Regions from separate parts of the Homo sapiens genome. Here regions 2 and 3 are each linked to region 1. Evidence: chromatin loops called from intact Hi-C (ENCODE). Cell type or tissue: chondrocyte. All regions are shown on one strand. Each heading gives the region's core, and the rest is flanking DNA. Links, peaks and the distances in the headings are about the cores only.

What was found. Peaks named below come from ENCODE experiments on the same cell type or tissue, not always from the same donor. Only the 100,000 strongest peaks of a DNase experiment are listed, where the experiment ranks them.
Region 2: it touches region 1 in a loop (6-fold over the local background); 22 of 110 quality-filtered maps call a loop at or near these places.
Region 3: a loop joins it to region 1, with 3 times the contacts of the local background. A loop is called at or near these places in 4 of 110 quality-filtered maps.

What each region holds. Positions count from the first base shown.
Region 1 is chr6:93,415,652-93,423,663 of GRCh38, forward strand. It overlaps EPHA7 (EPH receptor A7), which reads right to left and starts at 3,908. Exons shown (of 17, transcript NM_004440.4): 1 at 3,594-3,908. The coding sequence starts at 3,690. RefSeq lists a silencer at 3,956-4,155. In chondrocyte, for the core only: CTCF peaks have their summits at 1,892 and 2,849; DNase peaks (open chromatin) are centred at 1,360, 3,030, 3,180, 4,070 and 3 weaker places.
Region 2 is chr6:92,807,200-92,815,211 of GRCh38, forward strand. No RefSeq gene overlaps it. Among named protein-coding and RNA genes, the nearest start is that of LINC02531, 87 kb to the left of the region's middle. In chondrocyte, for the core only: CTCF peaks have their summits at 3,838 and 4,051; no DNase peak of the experiment used is centred there.
Region 3 is chr6:93,789,077-93,797,088 of GRCh38, forward strand. It overlaps LOC124901496 (a long non-coding RNA gene), which reads left to right. Exons shown (of 2, transcript XR_007059928.1): 2 at 1,025-1,327. Among named protein-coding and RNA genes, the nearest start is that of TSG1, 86 kb to the left of the region's middle. In chondrocyte, for the core only: no CTCF peak of the experiment used is centred there; no DNase peak of the experiment used is centred there.

The DNA.
Region 1 (8,012 bases), core at 1-5,000:
CTGGTTTCAGAGTTACATAAGTTTTTGCACTTTAAAAATATTTATCTGACTCTACACCATTTTGACAAATGCATCAATTTGTCCAGAAATAATAGTGAATAAATTTTAAGTATGTCAATAGGCTTAACATCAGCCTCAGAAAAATGTTAAAATTTTTACTTAAAATACATGCTTATATGAACTTTTAATAATTATACAACTCAATCACTAGGGATAAAATATGTATTTGAAAGACAAAAATGTGTTATGATAAGAAAACAAAGGAACAACTGATTATCTGTTTAAAGGAACAGTTGATTATGTGTTTAATTCCTTCACACTAGTCAAAGTTACTCACTGTAAATGAAAATAGATATAGAGACCCAGGATTTTTGTTTTGTTGTTGTTGTTGTTTCTTTGTTTAGTGTTTTACACTTAAGACTCTCAGGGAGACTGACAGGAAAAAAAAAAACTTGATCAGAAACATTTGACTCCCTTTCAAATGAGAAACACACCCACAACACTTTCAAAATGCCAATTTGAATTTCAACTTGTAACATCGATAAATCGTTGGACTAGCGAATTTATATAAAAAGTAATTTTTAAAGTTTATTTTTATCCTCAACAACAGACATGAAGCACAGGGAAACAAGGTGGGTGGTCAGGTACTCTACTCTTTTTGAGATGCTTTCTTAATTTTTATTTTATTTTTCTTGTGTGCTGAATATAGACAACAGGATTTTAAATGCAGGTGACCTTCTTGGGTCATTTCTGAGAGTGAAATAAACATTGCGAGATTACTGTTTATTGCCATTCTGCTACCCCTCAGCTCAGCCTGGGGGTGGAAGCAAGGGACCTAAGCAGACAGCAGTGATGGCCAAGTTAAGAGAGAAACAAACTAACAAATTAAAACAAAACAGAACCCGGCCCGAGAACGTTTAATCGGAAGCCGCTCTCAAGTGATCCGTGCGTCTCTCTTCTGCTCGGTCCGCTCTCTGGTTAAACCCTCAAAAGAGCGCGTATCCCTTCCCGCTCGGAGCAGAGTGCCGACCTCCCTTTGCGCCCGCGGAGGCGCAGTCCCTCGGCTCACCCGGACGCTGGGGGCCAGGCCTAGGACTCCAGGGCTCCGCGCCCCGGAGTCCTGTGGGCCAACAGGTGATGGGAGAGGGGCTAGACTGGGGGCGCGCCCTGACAGACCCAGGCAACGACCGCGCGGGCAAAGGCTGGCGTCCCGGGGCTGGGGCGGGGCCGTCGGAGGGGCGGGGCGGGGGCTGCCAGACGGGCGCGCCAGCCGCGCCAAGCATCCATTACGCCTCTGCCAGACCTGGGCACTCCAGGGAGCCGGTGGCGCCCTCGCTCGAGAAGGAGTCGGGAAGAGGAGAGTGGCTTTCGGGAAGAGGAGAGTGGCTTTCGGGAAGCATCTCCTCTGAGGAAGAGGCGGCGGCGGCGGCGGCATTTACGGAGAGAAAAAGTAAGCAGCTGCACTTTGCCTTCAAGCGTCAGACTCTGACACGCGCTCCCTGTAGCGATGATAACTGACCAACCCGAGAGAACGTGCACAAGGAAAGTGAGGGAAGGGGGTTTCTTATCTTCCTCTAGCCACCCCCAAATGCCCCAGGAGGCCCGGCACCTGCTTCAAGCGGTTCCCAGCGCTAGCCCTTGGGTACTGCGGGCCGCCTCGGGGCTTGTGAACTCCTAGAACGCCAGCTCTTGGTCGCCGCTGCGCCCTAGAGGCGTCGCCGCCTAGAAGCCGGGCGCACTCGCCGCCCGCCAGCCACAGATCACCACCCTCCCTCCCATCACCCCCGCGCCTTTTATACATCACACTTCTGCATCTAAAGAATTCAGGCTCTTAGAATCAGAATCCTCTTCACGTAGCTTGCACCCAGAAGAGCAAAGAGAACTAGACATTCTGGCTGCAGGAACCTCTCCCCCTAGTGATGCAGTTATTTATAGCCCAAACTCCAGCCCGAGTCTGCGTGTGTTCGCGCGCGGGGTTTCGCCGCGGCGGTGCAAACTTTTCCTCTGGTCCGCTATTCCAGAGGAATCACAGTATGCCAGGGCTGAAGGTTTCTGATCGCTAACGTCAGGGGAGTAGAAATGTGGTTTTGGAGGGGATGAGCGTGCGTTTCTAGCAGATGTCCGTCCTTCTGCAAACGCGTAACCGCCAGCTTGGAGGCACGGGGTTCTCTGAATGGGTTCAGCATCTATACAGGTTGCAGATGTGGAAAGTGGGGTCAGAAGGTCAGGCTGAAAGAAGGACTAGAATTTGGCGCCGGGTTTGAGGGGGGCTTGAGCGAACTAAGAGGAGTGCACGATGAGAATAAAGAAAAGGTGCACTAAGTTTTCAGAAATAGATGAATCAAGGACCTATATGTAAGTCCCCTCAACACCCCGCCCGATAACCACCATGACCTAAATTTCATAACAGATTCCTCTCCCTCTACACATCAGGAATAAGTAATTATTTCTCTTCTGCTTTTAACAGATCGAAAAATGAAACTTAGATACACAGCCTGAAAGACCAGGGGGGCGACGGGATGAGGGGGGTTGGGGATGGGATTGTGACACTGCTCAAAAGCAAGAGACTTCCATTGACAGGGTTTATTTTTCCCCAGCTCCAACTACAGGCACCGAAAGGTATTTTACCTTCTGTCAAAGGTTCAAAGAAGGAAAACATAACCATATACAGGCGTATCTGTAACAGCTTGCCAAATAAAACCTGCCTTCTCCTACCAGAACCAACCCTCAGGGTTCAGGTCTTTGGCAAGGATTGGGCACTCGGATTCCTCAATTGCTGCACTATGGGGCAAATAATTGGGGACTTTGAGTCGCCCAGGCGGCATCCTTACAAATTGCACAGCTCCAGCCCGCCCCCTGCCTCCACGGCCCGACCAAGCCCGCTGGGCTGCCGCTGCCCCCATGACCGCTGGGCCCGACGCGCAGCGCGCGCTGAATGGAGACATCCCCGGCCCTCGGGTCGCGCGCCGCACGCCGCGCTTCACCTCCGCGGCGTTATTGTTCCGTGCTGGCGGCCGAGCGCCAACCGCAGGACCGCGCCGCCGCCTCCGACGCAGTGAGCACTTCATTAGTAACCCGAGCTTTCCGAGCTCATCGAAGTCTCGGTCCCTCTGGGAAGGCTCCGGGCTCCCGCCACTCGCCGGCGGGCTGGCGGAGACGGTAGGGGCTGCATTTCCCAGTCTCCAACCCAACTCTGGCCGCAGCTCCCACAGAAGGCGAATAAGGAGACAAGGAAGACCGAGCTAGAGAGAGATGTGACCCGCCTGAGGTACTAAGAAATAAGCTCGCCGGCAGTTCCTCCAACCCCACCCCACCCCCGTTGCTGCTCACGCCCTCCAGACTGCCCGCGCCAGAAATCCCGCACCCGTCGGATGGACGGCTCCGGGCACAGGGCTGTAGGCGGCTCGGAACAGCCCTGGTTCGCGCTCGCTGGTCCGCCAGGAGCGGCCTCAGCGGTGAGGGGGCGGGGAGCCGGCGGGGGAGGGTCGCCCGGCGCCGGAGGCGCGGCCGGCAGCGCCGCGGACGAGCTGGCTTGTGCAGGTAGACATCTAAATAAATAAGTCAGAACAAACTTTGCTTTCCCATCACCTTACCTTCCTTCGCAGCCTGCGCCTCCCCTGTGTGTGCAAAGCGGAGCAGCCAGATGTAGCATAAAATAATCCATGAAGGGTACCGAGTTTGAAAAACCATGGTGCATGAGCAGGTTTTATTTTAGGTTTCAGTTATCTTGAGTCGTGGATTTTTAAATGCTGTTTGTTCCGAAGTAGCTTTTGTTTTATTGTGCTCCTTGCATCGATTCCCCTTCTCGGTCCCCGATCGGCTGCTCCACGTTTAGCTTTTTTTAATTTCCCCCCCACTCCTGTTCGCTCGCACCGTGTTTGCTGCCTGCAAGTCTCCGACTGCAGACCGGCCGCTTGCTCCACACTCCAATAATATCAATTAGGGGGGGAGGGGGCGGGGCTCCGAGCTGAGAGCCTCCGCCACTCGGGCTGAGTGGCAGGCACAGCCGGCCTGCCAGGAGGCGATTCCCAGGGCCAAGGGGCGGGTCCCGGCGAAATGGCCGCCCCGGCCACGGGGGCGGGGTCCGAGGCAGGAGCCAATCGGTGCCGAGCGGAGTCAGGTTGCTGGTCCAGGATTCCCTCCAGGTTCTGAGCTCGCGCTGGATGTTCAGAGGAGAACGAGGATGGTAGCCGAGGTGTGTGCTGCTTTGGACGCTCTGCTTTTAGCAACCGCAGCTTTCGCGTAGCAGAATAAATCCGAGAATAACGCTCCCAACTTACACTCTTTTCTATAGCTGTACTCCGCGCGATCTTTTAGAAACCAGAGGCGAAGCAAGCCTTCTCTCAGCTACCAAGCACGGAGCCCGGACAGTGAAATGAGCTGTGCCTTTAAGTAAAGTGTGTTTTACTTTTTTGTTGTTAGAACCTCCGCGGGCTGGGTAACTTTGTTTTTTGCCTTTTTGAAAAGTTTCTACTTCTCTTTTTCTGTTACTCCAAGAGCCGTCAGTTTTAGGTACCACCCACCACAATCCCTGAAAGAATAAAGTAACCAAGTGTATTATGTTTAAACAATGTTTCCAAGAGTTTGCAACAAGCTCTGGCAAAAGAAACAGAGGAAAAGGGAGTGGGAAAGGAAGTCTTTTGTTTTAAGCGCCCCTTCTCCTCCGCCCTGTCTTTTCACCATAGTTTGTTGAGCGAAGTGAGACATTAGGAGAGAACCTTCTGATGGTTGCGTATCGTTTTTTTACGCGTTTATCATTTTCTAAGGTTTTCCTTGGATTGCCTCCACTTTGATAGTTTTCCATTTCGCTGCATAAATTACACTGAATTTTAAAGAATGCCACTACGTATTAAATTCATAAAGCAAGACCTTTCTCTTCGCAAGTATTTACCATTTTCAGGAATTATTCAATGCTTATCTTTCAAAGAGAAACTAAGAATAAAAAAAGTCATAACCAATATCTCCAGTTGAATTCATTCAACCCGAACGGCAAGGAAGGCTGCGTAGAGAAATCTGTTTTCCATTAGGCAGTTTCGGACACTTTGTATTCAAGAGGTAGGTAATAAGAGGAAGAACTTTAAAATTTTAATTGCCAAATCTTCAATTTCAAAGGTCACACAGAGTAACTTGATCACATGTTTAAGATGAATTTCTTTTTTTGTCCTATAATTTCTTCCTTTAAAAATATTTCTCAGTCATTTATGATTTCCTTTTATTTCCGATAGATCCAAAGTTTGATCTCACATAAGGCTCCAAACTTTTTCCAACCTTTCTATCTGGAAATATAAAGTAAATTGAGTTGTTTCTGCTTTTTATAGTAGGGAGTTCTCTAAGATGACAACCCCCAGATATTTATTTGTATTTTATGTTAAATTGTCTCCTGTAGTTTTTATTTGCCTAATAAAATAACATGGAAGAGAGATATGAAATTTATTCTTTAAACCTCTTTGATTCTGTAGTTTCTGAAACATTTCTTCAATGTTACATATTCCTAGCCATTATGCCTATTTAATATTTTAGAAAGTGTATCAAAAAGCATCTTCAGTGTCCCTTAAAGGATGCATAGAAAATGTAAATGCGTAATAGATTAACCTTAGAAAGAGACAAAAAAAAATATGGGGAGAACACACTTGTTATAGAGGAGATGAAGCTTTATTTACACAAATAGATGATTTAAGGATGAAACTTGTAAACTAAAACATAAGAGTTAAAAACATAAATCCCTGCACTTAGTCTTTAGAACTCACAGAACTACAAACTTACAAATATTAAACCACTTCTAATAGTTAAAACGAATTCTCCAGGATTTCAACACTTTCCCCAGGGTCTCATCCCCACTTCTTAAAATGACACCAAGGTGGCCTTTAAAGTTTAAAATATTCCTTTCATCTATTGAATGACTAATACTCAATGATGTGAATACAAATACTTTTCCATTAAAACCAGGAAACCAAAGAAGTAACATCCTTCACTCCTCTGATGAGTGTAGGTGGTATAGTGAGTCCTCTTTTTGTGTCCCTTCTCTCTGTCAGACACAGGGGCATGTGTAACTTTACTCTTATTTTTAGAGACAAGAAGCTTCACATTAAATGCACATGTGCCAGGCTGCTGACAGTTCTCCCTGCATAGCTGCACAGTGATACTGATTTTTAGGTTTTTCAAACTTCTCTTCTTTCTTTTGTAGTATCTAGATATATTGACAAAGAATTCGGAGCATTTAAATAAAAATAAATGACAGTCAAGAAGACAGTGTTCAGCATACAGTATATGATTAATATATAAATTTACACTCGACTGTATTTGACTAATGATAAAGCATATAGACCTATTTGTACATGAAGCCACTGACATAAAAATTATCAGTATACAAAACTTTCTCATTTTAAAATAACATAATGGTGAACTTCCTCACACCATTACAATTTATTTTAGCTTCATTTTATGATTTAAGCATATTATTTCTAATCAATTATTTTTAATAATGCGATGTGTTTGTATATAAAGTGAATTCAAAAGGAACTTGTCTTCCTGAGCAATACCAAATAGTGTATGAGACCAACACCTGTGCGCCAAAGCAATAATTCTGAAAACTAGTTTTACATTTTTATGCATTCATTGTACAACTAAGTTGATAGCGTCGTCCACATATATTTAGTGAATTTTAAGTAAATGGAAACAGAGACTAAGACCTTAATATTTCAATTTTATATCCCCTCTGTTGCAACATCTATAATAAATGTATAGTGGAAAGATGAAAAACGCCTCTCTTCAGATACTAAGGAGATATACCCAATTTTAATGCATTTTGTATTATTTATTTGTATAATTACCAATAATCACATGACTGTACATGTAGGGAAATGTCCAAATTCAAGACACATTCTAAATGAGGGTACACCTGCTATTTTGTTTTAACTTGTTACAATACTAATATTTACCTCACTGTTTAACTCTGGGAAATATTCTCTGATTTTAAGAGAGAAATAGGAGTAAATTATAATGACTTCAGGGAATAAGTTCTATGAATTTTCAAATGAAAGAAAAGGTTATACTGTGTGTGTCTAGTATTCAGGCCATTCGAGGGCAAAGGGACAATTGGAGATTTCAGTATGTTACAAATCCAAGACTGTCAAACTAAATAGTTAACAACAATGAAATCAAAGGGCTGTTTCTGAACCCACTACTTTTGTACTTATCATCAAAATGCATTCACAGCTGGCAAATGTGAAAATGCAAGTTCATCACAGAAAAAGGGTAATTTAAACTGAATTAGAAAAGGTACTGTGCAGAAGAAATTGATTATAAGCAGAAAAGAAGCATTATGTCTTAGTTAACAGATATTACAGAAAATTGGATTCTGTGATTTCAGTCAAAATATAAACAATCTTTCCACTGTGTAGGAAAATCATTTACATATTTACATTAACATGATTTATGTAGTGTATATAAAATATTTATTTGCAGTCTAATGTAAAAAATGTGCATAACCTAAACTCATTAAAAACATATTAATTCATGAATTTTTCTAAGCTCAGATTTAGCTGAAAGTATAGGAAGTCAGAGGTCAGAAATCAAACCATAAGTCAAGAATTTATTTTGTGCCTTTGTAAAATTTCACACACTTTTGTGAAGTCAGATAAATAAAGTTCAGAAGATTACAATTATAATTCTTTAAGTACAATTTCCAAGTTAATTTCAGACAGTTTAACAAATAAAAATATAATTTATATCTAAATTATGAGTCCACTTGAATATTATTGCTGAGGTACCACTGAAATTTTCTAATCACCTAAAATATTAAAAAGTGTTCAGTCAAATTACTCTTTTTTTAAGTAATATTAAAATAACAAAATGTAGCTAGGAAAATGTAGCACTTTATACCTGAAATCAAGTAGCACATGTTCGGTGCTCTTAGTGGATTTTTTTTTTTTCAAACTTGATTTTGCATGGGGAGGCTCTTTTCTTCCATTACTTCCAGTTCATTTTGCCATAAATCACCAGGATTGATAGGA
Region 2 (8,012 bases), core at 1,366-6,365, 610 kb before region 1:
AAAGTATGTGTAACGAAGGTGAGCAAAGTATGTATTGATTTTACTTAACAAGTTGGACAATTAGCATGTTTCTAAAATTTTAATTACTTGACTCTACCTAGCATTCTCCAGCCTGATGTTTTTGCAATTACTCTGAAAGTTCCCTAAACCTAACTTGCACGGAGCTCTGTGTTTAAACCCACGTACCCATCCCAGTCTTTCCTGGCCATTCAACACGTAACGGATTCAAATCTTTGCTAATTCATTCACAAGAATCAAAGGCCAGGCTGGAGAGCAGTGCCTTGAGCAGGAGACATGGCTTCTGTGTTAAGTGTTTATAATATTTATATTCTATTCAAGTCAAAATTTTGTGCTATTGAAAATATTATCTCAAGCTACTTCTAATTATTCTCCAACAACAGTGATGAGTGTTTACTATTTCGAATAGATTTTTTGTCTGTCCCTCCTACCATCAAATAATTCTTAAACTCTCTCTATAGGAATGTTTTTCTCTTTAGACCATGTTTCTAGTCAGAGTGAAGCAAAAAGTCCTTGTCATGTGTCCAACATGATTGCTAGCTATGAGAGGTAAATAGAATAAAATGCTAATCAAACTTTTAAAATCTTCTTCTGTTTCCTTGGGACAATTATTTAAAAAATAAACAATTAATATTTTAACAATATAGTTATTAATAATAACAATAACACAATGTGAGATTAAATCATTTTAATTTTTCTGCAGGTTAGATGAAAGATACATGGTGCTCATGTACAGCAACATCAGATATTATTTTTGGAGTCACAATGTTTTTAAAAAATGACAACTTTACTTTTAAACTTAAACATACCCCGATAGATAGATAGATAGACATGATAAGCAGTCTGAGAGTAAGAAAACAATTTCTAAATTTGAATGGATATTATACATATTATATTTATTTCCCAGAAATATAAACAAATATATGCTTATATGGATATTACTATAATTATATATATATATATAACTGTATGGATATAACCATAACATGTATTTCTATAACTATATGGATATAACCTATATAACTATATGGATATAACCATAATTATATGGATATAACTATAAAGAAAAAAGATTTGTTTTTCTTATGTGAATCATTAAAAAAATTAAATTGTTCTGTAATTACAATTTATCTATGCTTCAGTGCTCACAGTTTTTAAATTAAATATCGAATACTTAAGACAATTTGTACATAGGTTTCATGGTTTTCAACCACGTCTAATGAAAGTTTCAGTCTAAACAAAATAAAAACATTTGGGAGGGGATGAATGCTCATCTGCTATTAAAGTTTCCAGTACTTTGTCCTGGAGCTTCTTAAATTTTTACATTCGCCAAAAGGAGATTTTAGTAGTCAATCATCACTTGCAAATTAAATATTTTTTAAGTATTGTATTCCACTATTAGTATAAAGTGTTGTTAGTAAGCAAAACTATTCTTTTGATTTGTCAGAATCTTATTTAGACTTTTTCTAAAAAAGCCTTCTACTGAATATAGAATATTAAAGATTTGAAATAAAATGTTGACCCTGGCCGGGCGTGGTGGCTCATTCCTGTAATCCCAGCACTTTGGGAGGCCGAGGCGGGCGGGTCACCTGATATCAGGAGTTTGAGACCAGCCTGGCCAACATGGTGAAACCCTGTCTCTACTAAAAGTGCAAAAAATTAGCTGGGCATCGTGGCTGGCACCTGTAGTCCCAGCTATTTGGGAGGCTGAGGCAGGAGAATCACTTGAACCTGGGAGGCAGAGGTTGCAGTGAGCCAAGATCACGCCACTGCACTCTAGCCTGGGTGACAGAGCGAGGGTTCATCTAAAATAAATAAATAAATAAACAATTTTTTAAAAGTTGACCCTTGAAAATAAAATCAACATACAATTCAATGTTTTTCATTATTTCATGAGCTTATTCATTTTCTGATCTTTAAGATTCCTGATAGTAAAGACAATGTTTACTTCACACACGTATATATATATGTTTTAAACAGCAGTACACATTGTAACTCTTGTCATAAGTTGCTTCAAGTAAATGAAAGCCAATAAATAGAAAGTTGCAGATTAAAGAAAATAAAATACTGACAGTGTTGGCATGCTTATGATGTTCTGCTGAGATTTTTAAATAGAAAAGTATGTGAGAGGTCATTTACCTTATCGTACAAAATCAGGAACAAGCTAGTTGTAGCAGCAGTTCGAAACTTTTAAGGAAATGCTACTTGTGCATATCAGGTGTACAGCTGACATTATTTCTATTATCAGAGACTAAGCAAAACTCTGTGATTGCTGTTAATACTAAAATGTTAAAAAAAAAAAAAAGGTGAGGTCTTTGTTTCATAGTTGCTAGTGTTGGCAAAAATGAAATGTTACTTCCACAGCATAAAACTGACAGTTTCTTCACCTTCTAAAAGTGCAGACTATTATTAGCATTTTGTATATAAAACAAGTAAAATTTGAGAGTCTTTCGAAAAATGTATGTCTATAGATGGATAAGTATGTACATAATTGCAAATTGTATAAATTGCATAATAGGGAATACAGATTTTTTTCTAATTATTTCTAAATAAATCTTTAATTAATTTATTTATTTCTAAATAAATCTTTCTCATTTATTTCTATGTGACTGCCTTAAAAGTGAGTGAAAGATTTATACATATTTCCTTTATCCAACTTTTCCATTCCTCTTCCATGTTCTCATCTGAGATTATAATTCTTCCCTACCCTGAATGGCAGGTACCATATTGCGGAACAAAACATTTCAGGTGATTCTGGCCACTGTTCTAATGGAAAAGTAGAATAAATTCTTATTAATCCTACAATCAAATTATAAGTTTGAGTGCAACTTTGAGATGTTTGTAGGAATTGATTTGAACCAAGTCTTCAGAATCTTTCTAGTTTTATGCAAAGCTTACCTAAATTCTTCTGAGTCGTGAGAACTTTGGTATTACCCCTTACATACATCCTTTGTGACTAAGGTATTCATCCAGGAAAAAAAGTCCTTTCAAGTCCTAGTCATAGGAGGACAGTCGTTTTCTGAGGATTAAAATGGAAATGGAAACTTAAAAGGTTGGTATTTTCTTAGTGGATACCACATTTAAAAATATGTTTAACATAATAGTCCAATTTAAAGGAAAATGCTATCATTATAGACATAAGATAGTAGTCTTTTATTCTTAACTATATACTAATCTCCATGAATACAAAGCAAGGTATGTTCAACTACTAAACCTGAATATTGCAATATTTCCATATTAAGCTTTATTTTCTTTAGCTTTCTCATATACTAAAAGGACCCCATAAGGAGTTGAGAAATTTTTAGGATTATAACACACCCTCAGAAACAGTCTGAATACATATACTTTAGTAAATATATAGAATCACAAAATGCAACTACCTCTCAAAATTTATTTTAAATCTATAAATAAATCACCATTTCTATTACAGCCCACTGAAAAGACAAAGAAAAAAAGTTTAGTTTCTCTGCTGAATTTCCTTTCTCATTACAAGGTCAACAGATGTAGGTGGGAAGCTATTTTGGCTTTTCAGTTTCCTGATTGCTCTAGATAGATCAACTATTCACCTTCATGTTAGTGACTTCATTACATTCTGATATAGAAACTAATTTGAAAAAGGCTGACCTTTAAAATACTGAAGGTGACAAGAGGGTAAACGAAGGAGGTGAAGAAGATACAACTGAGCAGATCTCAAATCATATTTGTTTTAAAAGCTACCTTATGAGCTATTCACCTCTCACAATTTAGCTTTTTAATCCAAATTTTAACTTCAAAGTAGCCCCTGCTGACTCAAAAGTGTTATACCACGCAGTGGCCAGGTGGGGGAGAAGTGCAGCCTTATTCCTTTGAAGCTTGGCTGCCCAAGATCAATAGGAGTTCACAGGTGGCCATACTTCAAAGGGGAAGCACTATGTCTCTGTTTCGGTCCAGCCCCTGTAACAGTTATTTTCGCCCCCTCCAGTGGCTTGGAATTGGCTTTCATGTTATATTTTCACTTAAGAAAGTAAATGAAGAGCATTAGAGGCAGATCTTGATTAAAAGAATTTTAAAAGAAGCCAACATCTTGAGAGGACCAGCTACCTTTTAAAAGCACCTATTAATGCAATTGCTGGGTAGAAGGAAAGGTAAGCCTGCAGGGGAGATTTTTAAAAGCAACCCACTTACAGGGTTGCATCTGACATTTTAGCAACTAAGCTAAATCTCTTCAACAAGCTACAATGGTTGTAGGTAAATTTTATTCAACATTTTGTAGCTGGATATCTATTCTACAGTGTAGTTAGAATGAAAAACATGCCCACAGCTGCCAAGTTCAGGTGAAAAGAACTCACTTATATTACTTGAAAAATAGCAATGATTAAGTTACTCGTTAAACATATTTCTACACAATCAATGCACAAGAATGTAATTCCTGAGTACATTTCCATGTAATGTTTGCCGAAATATATTTTTATTAATTTTTATTTTATTTTATATACTATGTAATATATATTTTACATACTTTTTATAAACAAGAATATGAAATAATGGATAGTGTTTCTGTTATCACAGATAAATAAATCATACAAATCACAATCATTTTTGTAAATAAAAACCAGAGGAATTCCTATAATCAAGAAAAATGGTTCTGCATGTTAGCCACATATTGAAATCACCTGGCATATTTTTAAAACACTACCAGGACCCCATCTGGAGATTTTAATTTAATTGGTTTAGAATGGGCCTGGGCATAGGAATTTGAAAAGTTCCTCAGGTGATTTTCATGTGCACCAAGAGTCAGAAATGCTGACCAAGAGCACAGCTTCTCAAACTCTAATGTGTATATAACCACCTGGGGACCTTGTTAAACTGCAGTTCTAGTTCAGTAGGTCCAGGGTAAGGCCTGAGATTCTGCATTTCTAACAGGCTCCCAGGTGATGCTGAGCTGCTGGTCCCCAGAGCACTCATTGTGGAACAAGAATTTATGATTCTTAGCTCAGGAAAAGGACAGACATTGGGATCATTAAGGCGTTTGAGTTGAAACTACCTATAGTCTCCTAACCCCAATCTAAACAGATACCCAGTGCCCCAACTCCGAGTGCCAGTATATTTCACCTTTCAGAGGAAACTTGTTGCTGAAGGTCATTAAATCTGGTTTCTGGCACAATCACTAGAAGGCTGCAATGAGCCTTTAAAATATACAGTCACTAATATAAGTTGCAGACTGGTATATTTCATAGGAAGAACCTGCTTACAACAGGCATTTTTTAAAAAAAAAAGCAGCTCTGCATTGTTAAGCTTCTACCGTATGTATTGAGCTTGATGCCAGCAAGAATGCTAAGTGGGGCCTTTACTCTGATTGGACATATTCATGACATTTGTCCAAAGAAAAGATAAGCTGAGTGAAAGAACCAAAGGAAACACCTGGTTATCCACATTGGCGGAGATAGGCAGTTCTGCATGCACAGGAGGGATATTTTACCCTGAATTGGAGTGTACACATCCTGAGTGACCTCTGTGGGACCCAGGCTGCTAGCTGTGCAGGATGGTCTACCTTGCTATGAAAGTTTTAAGTTCCTGACACTGGGCTTCAAACACACCTTTGAATATATCTCCCTTTAGCAATAGATCTTTTAAATAAACCAAAGTATGTGTCAAGTACAAGCAAAAATTCTATACATTATCCTTCAAACCTTCTTGTGTTCTATGACAATGTGATGTTTTTAGAAAACTCTTGGATTTTTGAATATGAAAGACACAAAATTGAATGTGGGCTCTGATATAATTTAAGTATTTGGGCATAAACTTTCTAAGCCTCCTGGTTATCTCTTTATTGAAGATCTTTCTTACCTCTAGTATCTTGGCTACCTGGGAGCCTCAGTCTTGGGTTTTGAAATTGTAGCATTCCTAATTAATGAAGCCACTGTTTTTCAAAGCTCAAACAATGCACTGGGTTAACTGAGTCTAGGAAAGCTTTCAACACCCACCACAAATCATGACATCAACACGTAGACCCGTCCGTTGAATAAGTCAGTAGACTTATTTCCTTTGATTTAGGTACCTCTTCTTCCCTGCCATGTAGCCTTGCTTTGGGCAACTCTAATCCTCCCTGACCAGTCATCCTTACTCTGAGTCCTGGAGAAAAGATTTGGATTTTATTCCCTTCCGAGAAACCTGAAGAAATAGTATGCAAATTGACCCAACTGCTACCTAGATCTGAATGAGAAAAATTAAGAGAGCGACAGCTAACAAACACCAAGAAATATGTTTTATTGTATCTTGCCCCTTGGCAGCATCTTACTTATGGTTCCTTCATCACTTAACTACTTGCTCACCTGCGAAGTGCCAGACAACCTTCCAGAAACTGAGAATTTAGAAGTTAAAAAAAATAGACAATGCCCTTGTTCTTGAACTGCATATTCCCTAGATTAGGGTGAAAAATAACATAAGAATGACAACTATATTTTACTTTTATTTTCAGATAAGTTTACTTTTATTTTCAGAGATGCTCATAGCTATGGAGGGGTTATAAGAAGTAGCATGATCTAATTTGTCTTTAAAAAGATTATGTTTTTGGTTGCAACATGGAAAATAGACTACAATAAGGCCAGTCAGGAGACTATTGGAGGAATCTGAATGAAAGATGATGGCACATGGATATGTCAGAGGCATCATGGAAGACCTGCTCAAACAAAGTACATAATGAATGCTAACAGTTACTATCATAGTCCAAGGAAGAACTCTGTGGTCCCTCTGTGATGCTCTCGTCAGGCTGTGTTGGAGACCATGGCCACCACTGCTCCCTTGTGTCTGACTAGCTTGTTGAGGTTCTTACTTTCCCAAATAACAGGAAGCATTTTCCCAACTAAAACCAGATTTTTAGAATTAAAATATTATTTCTGGAAATGTGTTTTAGGCAATACATTACTCAATCTCATTATTTGATACTAACGGCAACTTTTTAAAGATTCTGATATTAACATAAATTAGGAAGTTTAAATACATAAAATCTTCATTTTCCCATTATTTGTCCTTAGATATAAAGTTAATGATATTTGTGAATAAAAGGGGTAATAGACAAATTACACTATCTCCTCAATTCTAAGATAATTTATTTTTTATTTTATTTTATTTCATTTTATTTTTGAGACAAGGCCTCAGTCTTTTCTCCCAGGCTGGAGTGCAGTGGCATGATCTTAGCTTACTATAGCCTCTGTCTCCCAGGTCAAGAAAGTCTCTCGCCTCAGCCTCCCAAGTAGCGGAAACTACAGGCACGTGCCACCATGCCTGACTAATTTTTTGTAGTTTTTGTAGAAACGGGTTTCTGCCATGTTGGTCAGGCTGGTCTCGAACTCCTGGACTCAAGTGATCCACCCACCTTGGCCTCCCAGGGGTCTGGGATTGCAGGCATGAGCCACCACACCCAGTCATAAAATCACATCTTAAAGTATTTGGAATTGGAAACCCTCTTAGAATTGATGTGCACAATTAATGGGATAGGGTTCTTTTTTTCTGAAAAATTATTATTAAATAAGCAGTGTACCCTTCGATTAATGCTTTTTTAGGATCGTGCAATAAAAATGTTTTAAAATAATACATAAATAAGAAAAAATCACTTATAATATCAAAACATAAATGACTAAACCCCGTCTCTACTAAAAATACAAAAAAAATTAGCCGGGCGTGATGGTGGGCGCCTGTAGTCCCAGCTACTCGGGAGGCTGAGGCAGGAGAATGGCGTGAACCCTGGAGGCGGAGCTTGCAGTGAGCCGAGATTGCGCCACTGCACTCCCGCCTGGGCCACAGAGCGAGACTCCGTCTCAAAAAAAAAAAAAAAAAAAAAAACATAAATGACTAGAAAATGAGACAGCTTTTTCAACAACAGTAAGGCATTATTGAAAATAATTTTTCATTTTGCAACATACAATGAATGTAGAACATAAAAGTTATGTATTATAGAAATTCACAATTTCAAAACATATTGCTATAATGAAAGTTCTCTAATACGGTGAAAAGGC
Region 3 (8,012 bases), core at 1,366-6,365, 370 kb after region 1:
TATGAATGCATACTTAGCATTAATCAAGAATATACCAAATGGGCCAGGCGCGGTGGCTCACTCCTGTAATCCCAGCACTTTGGGAGGCCGAGGTGAGTGGATCACCTGAGGTCGGGAGTTCGAGATCAGCTTGACTAACATGGAGAAACCTCATCTCTACTAAAAATACAAAATTAGCCAGGCGTGGTGGTGCGTGCCTCTAATCCCAGCTACTCGGGGGGCTGAGGAAGGAGAATCGCTTGAACCCGGGAGGCAGATGTTGCGGTGAGCCGAGATCATGCCATTACACTCCAGCCTGGGCAACAGGAGTGAAACTCCATCTCAAAAAAAAAAAAAAAAAAAAAAAATATATATATATATATATATATATATATATATATATCAAATGATAATACTTGAAATAAAATATAGGCTCATAACTTCCAATAACTAATAATGTGTACTTCATGTAGTTATTAATAATTCTGCTTCAAAACTTAATTAATAAATTTTTAGGTAGTCAATTAAGTGACAAGATTCTACATATAACATTATCTACAATTAAATTTTTTATTATGAAACTTGAAATTAATCTCTAGTTATAAGGACACCATTAAGAAGCATGAGCACATGACTCCCTACTGATTTCACTGGAGAGAAAGACTTGAACATGAGCTCATTGTTGATTCAGTTGCACATAATATCAGCTTATTTATGTACTCAGGGGAATAAAACACATTTCACTTTTCCTTGCCCTACACTAGTAGTGAAATTTTAAGTTCCGAAGAGAGAATTTGAATAATTATTTTATTCTTTCAAAGTGACTTCTATCTGAAAAACTTACACTTTATAAAAACGATGTGTTTCTAGTAAAGCTTTTAAAATCTTATCTTTTTGTAACTAACTATTCATAAATAGCCCTTTATAACTAATATATCATAGCTCTTTGGTACCTCCATGCTTTCTTTGTGGATAAAAACAGTGCTAACTGGTTGGCACTCCCCTTTTGCCAGTCTGAAATCTAAACGGAATTCTCTCCTTATAGCTGTCTGTTAAGAAGATGTGAGTCTTCACCTCAAAGGGCTCTTGAAACGCTGCTAATTACAAGGGGATAATGAGAACTCACCAATGGAGACCACCTCAATTAAACAAAAATCAGTTTATATTGATACAGCAATTAATTATATATGACAGAATAATTGAAGAAGTTTTCCTTGTGTATTCATAGAGAACCTAAACTTATATGAAATTAAGTATTAGTTGTGGAGCATTTAATGAAGATTAAAATGAATTTCAGCTGTAGACTTTATACAAAATTTAAAAAATAAATTAAGTGGTAAGAAAATAATGCAAGTTTTCTGTGATGAGTATTCTTTTATTCAGAGTTGGAGTGGGGACAATTTATATCTCAATTTCATTAGTCTTTTTTAAAAAACAATGTTAATGAAGTATATGGACCAATGCTCACTAACACTTTGGACACATAGAAACCCCAGTGGTTTGTTTGAGTTTGCACAATATAAATTTATGCATCCCAAAGAACTTGTAATACTAATGGCATTTATCAGGTATTGTTTGTAAAGGATATGAATAATAATAATCCATCTGCTATAGTCCCTTTTCAGCAGAGGAATCATACAAATTAATGTTGGCCTGGATATAATCCATTTAGGATGATTCATGAGAGTCATAAAAATGACCTCTCTCTCTTTTTTTAATTCCCAAGCAAGTGTTTTTCCATTAATTATTTTTCTACTTCTTTTTGTAAGGTCCACTTTGAGGTTCTTTAATTCTGTCAAATGTTTTATGACTATTTTGAAAAAATATCTAACATCCACAAGACCACCACCATCAACAACGAGAAACTTCATAAAAATCTAAGCTTATACTCTGGTATTTAAAGGAGAAAAATATTAAGAGTATCTGATGATGAATCAAGTATAACAATGTAAGAAAAATGAAAACTAACATGTACTGAATGCTTACCAACTAGTTTGAAAACATTATTTTCTTTGATTTTAACAGTGTCTCTTTTGGGGCAGATATGTGAATCAACTTCATTTCACAACTGAAGAAACAGAATCCTAGAGAGAATAGATAACCATCCTGTGGCCCCACATTTAAGATGTGACGAAGCCAGTACTCAAATCCTGGTCTGTTTTCAATCATACCTACCCTCTTAATCACTAGGCAAAATCTTTTTTGTGCATAGGCTAGTGGAATGCAAACCTAGATGATGAAGTGGTATAGAATAACATTAATTTATTAATCATGAAAGTCATCTATGGACAATATTTTTAATATCATTACAATTATACACCAGGTACAATTTATATTAGTTCTCATGCATAAGCTGAGTGTTTTCCCTCCACATTTTAAGGGGAGAATATTAAACAACTATTTAATTATATACTTGTATTTTCTGGTACATGGCAAATTAGAACACTAAATAACAGCTTTGAAGTATAACAAAAATTTACACATTGACATTCATGAGTGAGAACTATATCAGATCTTAGAAAAATTAGAATATATGTAGTTTTGGACAATATTCCCATTAATAGACACTGTAGACCTCTCTTCATTTTCTCTTCTGTTATACACATTTTCCATGCTGTTCCGTTGTTCCTTCATTTTCAAGTTGATCTATCACCTCTTTGGCTCTATTACTGACTTCTGTATTTAACTTATTCACTACTAGTGTTATCACAGTGTAAGTACTAGAAGTAAAGAGAGAAAGACTAGAGTACATGTAATTTTTGGTGCCAAAATATAGAACCTATTGTTTCATAATGCTTCAGTGAATTTCTTTTAGGCAATAAAAGAACCTTCTTACTTTTCCTTATGAGATAAAATTATAGCATTGCAAATAAAGCAAACACTATGGGTTTAGACCTATTGGGGTTTAAATGTTAGTTCAGTCATTTACTAGGTATGAACATTTGAACAAGCAATTCTTATGTTCTCAGTTTATTTCTAAATTTGTACTGGCAATACTTAATACTGATTTATGGATTAATTTATTGTTTTATTTATTTATTTGAGACTGAGTTTTGCTCTTGTCACCTAGGCTGGAGTGCAATGGGCATTGTCGGCTCACTGCAACCTCTGCCTTCCAGGTTCAAGTGATTCTCCTGCCTCAGCCTCCCAAGTAGCTGGAATTACAGGCCTGCACCACCATGACTGGCTAATTCTTGTATTTTTAGAAGAAACAGTGTTTCATCATGTTGGCCAGGGTGGTCTTGAACTCCTGACCTCAAGTGATCCACCCACCTTGGCCTCCAAAAGTGCTGGAATTACAGGTGTGAGCTACTGTGCCCAGCTACCTGTATTTATTTTTTAATGAGTTGGACATGATTTATATATTTAATTCCACTTCAAAAATGTATTGGTGGCATACCATGAATCAAATACCATTCTTGGGCTATACTATAAACAGCAGAGATAGTTTTTTTTTTTTTACAGCTAATGATATTTACATTTTCAAGAGGAGAGACAGAAAATGAACAATTGATATTAATAAACAAATAATTTTGTTAGAAAGTGATTTGGAAAGGAAAAAGTAGAGCAAGGTAAGGGACTTAGGAGTTCTGGGTATGTGACTTGTGAAATTTTAATATGCAATGTTGTGTAGTATTAGTGGGTGACAGAATTGAATAAGTTAAGAAGATGGCTATGTGGATCTCCTTGAGAAAATGGTACAGCCAGTGCAAAGATCCGACAGAGGGAATACGTTGTATTAGAAGAAGAAGAAGCAGTGTGGCATGGAGAGAGTGAGCGATAACTCACAGAGTTACAGAGCAGTTCAGGTTACACAGGACCTTGAGTGCGAAGAAACATTGAATAAATGCAGCTGTTACTGTGTTTAGATAAGAAATGCTAGGCTTACCAACAGAAAAAAAATATTATTCTGTAATTTAAAAAAAAAAACCCACATAGCATTGCAAATGTTTATTTAATTCATACTGTGAGTCAAGCATTGCCCTGGTCACTATAAAAACATTCTCTCATTTATTCCCCATGAAAGCCCTATGTGAAAAATGCCATTTCTATGTCCACTATACAGATGAGAAAACTGAAGCTCTAGTAGGCTAAGTAACTTGTCCAGGGTCACACTCTTATTATGTGACAGAGGTATTATGAATAACCTTAATATGATTTCTTTTTGTTAAATGCATACAAAGCCTTGCTATGCAAAACATACTTGTGACATCCTTGTGGTTTCCAAGTTAGTTTCTTACTTCCATTTACTTCTCAGATAGGCTCCTTTCAGCTCTCTATCATTATAGTCTTTCTATAAAAAGCATTCAGTATACTGGCCACAGAAAATAAATTACTTTTTCACCATCTCTCTTTTATTCCTCTCATTCACTAGGGATTACATTTAATTGTCTTCTAGCTATAATTAGCTTATTGAGTGGAGACTTTATTCTAAATGTGATCAAACAGCAACTTTGTAATTTTTCTTTCTAAATCGTATATTTTAGGGATCCTTCTTTTTTGTTAATTGTTAGTGTTTTATTACTCTCAAGGTATTCCTACTTTCATTCGCATTGATTTCTGCAGTCATCATATTTTGGACATTTTTTTCTTTGAATGACTTTTCTGTGTTAAAAGGAATTATCATCAGTCTTTGGTCTAAATTCTTACTTAATAATATGTCGATATAAAGTCAGATTTTAATTTTGGCATTGTTAATAAGTGAAATAAAGATACAATTACTTTGTGTGTAAATGATATAACTATTACATGTTCTCTCTTTTCAAAAATTATCTATTCCCTACTGTCAGTGTGATATTTTCAAAATTCACCATAAAGGAAACATAAGTTCTCTTATATCTTCTAAATCTAGAATGATATATGTTGATTAAAATATGTTATTCTAAGGTTAATGTATTTTAAACCAGAAGACCTCCTTGTTTTACATTTCCATGTGATTTTTCAGCATCATGGTTTAATATTTATATTCCCCCTAGTTTTATTCCTTTGTTTTTTAGTTTATATGCTCATAACAAAAAAAATTGGTAACTTACTATGAGAGGATTCCAAATTCAAGAAAGTGTAAAAAAGCAAAATATAAAATAATATATTTAACAGAGGTATACAAGTTTGCTTTTTGAGAGCATTTTGATAGACAATTGTATTCTCCACTCTTCATCTGCTTCTCTTAACATGAGATGAACAAACTGAAGTTTTTACTTTTTAAAGCAAGGCCAGTATGATTTATCAGTATACTAAAGGCTATATCCAGTGCAGCTGATTCAGGATCTACAGTTTTCAGTACAGAAGTTTGTCATACTTCCTCCTTGAAGTCAGTGTACAAGACTTAAAAGAATAAATAAGATTAGCCATAAACTCCTCATCTCCACTCAATGATTCATGAGCCCATTGGTTATGTCCAGTATTGTGGTATCAACCTTAAACTATTACAGTCATTGACTAATAAAACTTTCAAGATTTAAGAATATTAGAAGTTTACATGATCCAATACTATTATTTGACAGATTAATGACTTACAATCTTTATAAAAGAAGAAACATGACAAATGTGTTTGTGACCTGAAACTTAAAACAGTTTAAAAATTGATGTTGCATGAATGTATCAACCAGAGAAATTCATTGAATATTTAGCATGTGCAAGGTGCTGAAGTATTCAGTTAGACTATAGCAAATACTCACAATTTAAAGAAAAAGAGTATTTTCAGCAAAAATATTTAAGATCATTTATGATTCTTAGTAACAGAGTGCACAAAAATTTATCCGCCCTTGTGAGTTTGCTACATATAACATTGGGATATATTAAAGCTAGTGGCAGTGGGAGGTGAAAAAGCCATGGCATTATTGAGATGAATCAGTGCAAATTGAAGATCTAAAAAAGTAACTTAAATGTTCAATCAAATACTTTACCCAAAGGACAAAAATATCTATCATGTTAAAAATGAGAAAGAAAAAAAGTGACACGTTGGATCAGGAACAAAAAAAAATTAAGAAAAAATTTAACTATTTTTTTGTCACTCTAGCCCTTTACTTCTAATGGAGCACGGAGGATAAAACTTGTAGTATGAAAAAAATTAAGACAACTGTAGTATGAAAAAATAAAAATAAATAAGCAGCTATAGGGTAACACCAGGTGATATTTTTTGCTAATTTTCTTTTCAGGTAAATATTGGCCTGTTCCAACATACACTCTTATATTCTATCACAATGTTATCCTATGATTTTTCTAGCATCTTGCATTCAATAAAGAAATGCTTATGAGGGGTGTTTGTTATCTCATGTGTCATTTAAGTCTTAATCTATTTTAGAAAGAAATCATTATGAATGTCTAGTAAATAGCTCTTTTAATTTTGAAAAATGAGCCACCTACATTAATATAGAATATAACTAGCATATTTGTTCATTCTCACACTGCAATAAACAAATACCTGAAACTGGGTAATTTACAAAGAAAAGAGGTTTAATTGGTCCATGGTTCCACAGGCTTTACAGGAAGCATAGCTGTGGAAGCCTCAGGAAATTTTCAGTCATGGCAGAAGGTGAAAGGGAAGCAGGCATGCCTTACATGGCTGGAGGAAGAGGAAGAGGAATAGAAGCAAAGGGAGAGGTGCAACACACTTTTAAACAACCAGATCTTGTGAGAACTCACTCACTATCATGAGAACAGCAAGGGGAGTATCTGCCCCCATCATCCAATCACCTCCCACCAAGCCCCTCCTCTGATATGGGGGTTGCAATTCATCATGAGATTTGGGAAGAGACACAAATCCAAGCCACATCAACTAGTACACCTGAATTATTTTTTATAGCTAAAATGAAGAGTCTTATTTTTGTGTGTGTGTAATATTAAGATACACTTCACCAAATATCTATGATTTTAAAAAGATCAGTCTTGTTTTACTTTGTTTTGTTTGCTTTGTTTCATACTTTTAAGTGTCAGAAATTTCGCCTATAAATCTCATTTAATTTTACTTCTAAAATTTATAATTTTTCATATATCACCTCTATTTTACAGATTAGGAAACTGCTGCTCATAGATTAACTGATTTACCCAATATTACTATATTTATATGTATATTTAAAGAAATTTGAGCTCTAGAGACTATACTATTTCCACTATTTGAACTGCCTAATTATAGAGGAACAAAGCCAGCTAGGAATTTCTTATACTATATCTCAAAAAGAAGAAACCCTTATAATAAATTTACACGATAGATACAAATTCTATAAAATTGACTACTTTATTTTAAATAAATATTTATTTGTGAAAGCTACAATGCAAGAAGTTTGATAGAATGAAGGGGAAATAAACCCCACCCCCACCAACAAAAAATAAGATAGTTCTATTTCTTCTCACCCCATATTCAAGACTCAACTTGAAATGGGCTAAACATAAGACCTGAAACTGTAAAACTACTAGAAGGAAACATAGGGGGAAGCCTCACAATATTGGTCTGGACAATGATTACCTAGATATGATCCCAAAAGCACTGGCAACAAAAGTGAATATAGACAAATTGGATTGCATTCAAACTAAAAAGCTTCTGCACAATAAAGGAAACAACAGAGTGAAGAGACAACACATAGATTAGAGAGAAATATTTTCAAATTATGCATGAGATATCACCTCCCATCAAGTAGAATGGTTATCATCAAAAAGACAAGAAACAAGTGTTGGAGAGGATATAGAGAAAAATAAACTCTTATACACTGTTGGCAGGAATGCAAATTATTACAGCCAGTTTGAAAAACAGTACTGAGCTTCCTCCAAAAACTTGTTCCACTTCTGGGTACATATCCAAAGGAATGGGAATCAGTATGTTGAAGAGATATCTGCACTTTCATGTTCATGGAAACATTATTCACAACAGCCAAGATGTGAAAAATACCTAAGTACCTATCAATGGATAAATAGACAAAGAAAATGTAAAAATACACAGCTGAATACTATTTAGCCTTTAAAATAAGGAAATTTGTCGTTTATTATAACATGAATGAATCTAGGGAACATTATGCTAAGTGAAATAAGCCAGGCTC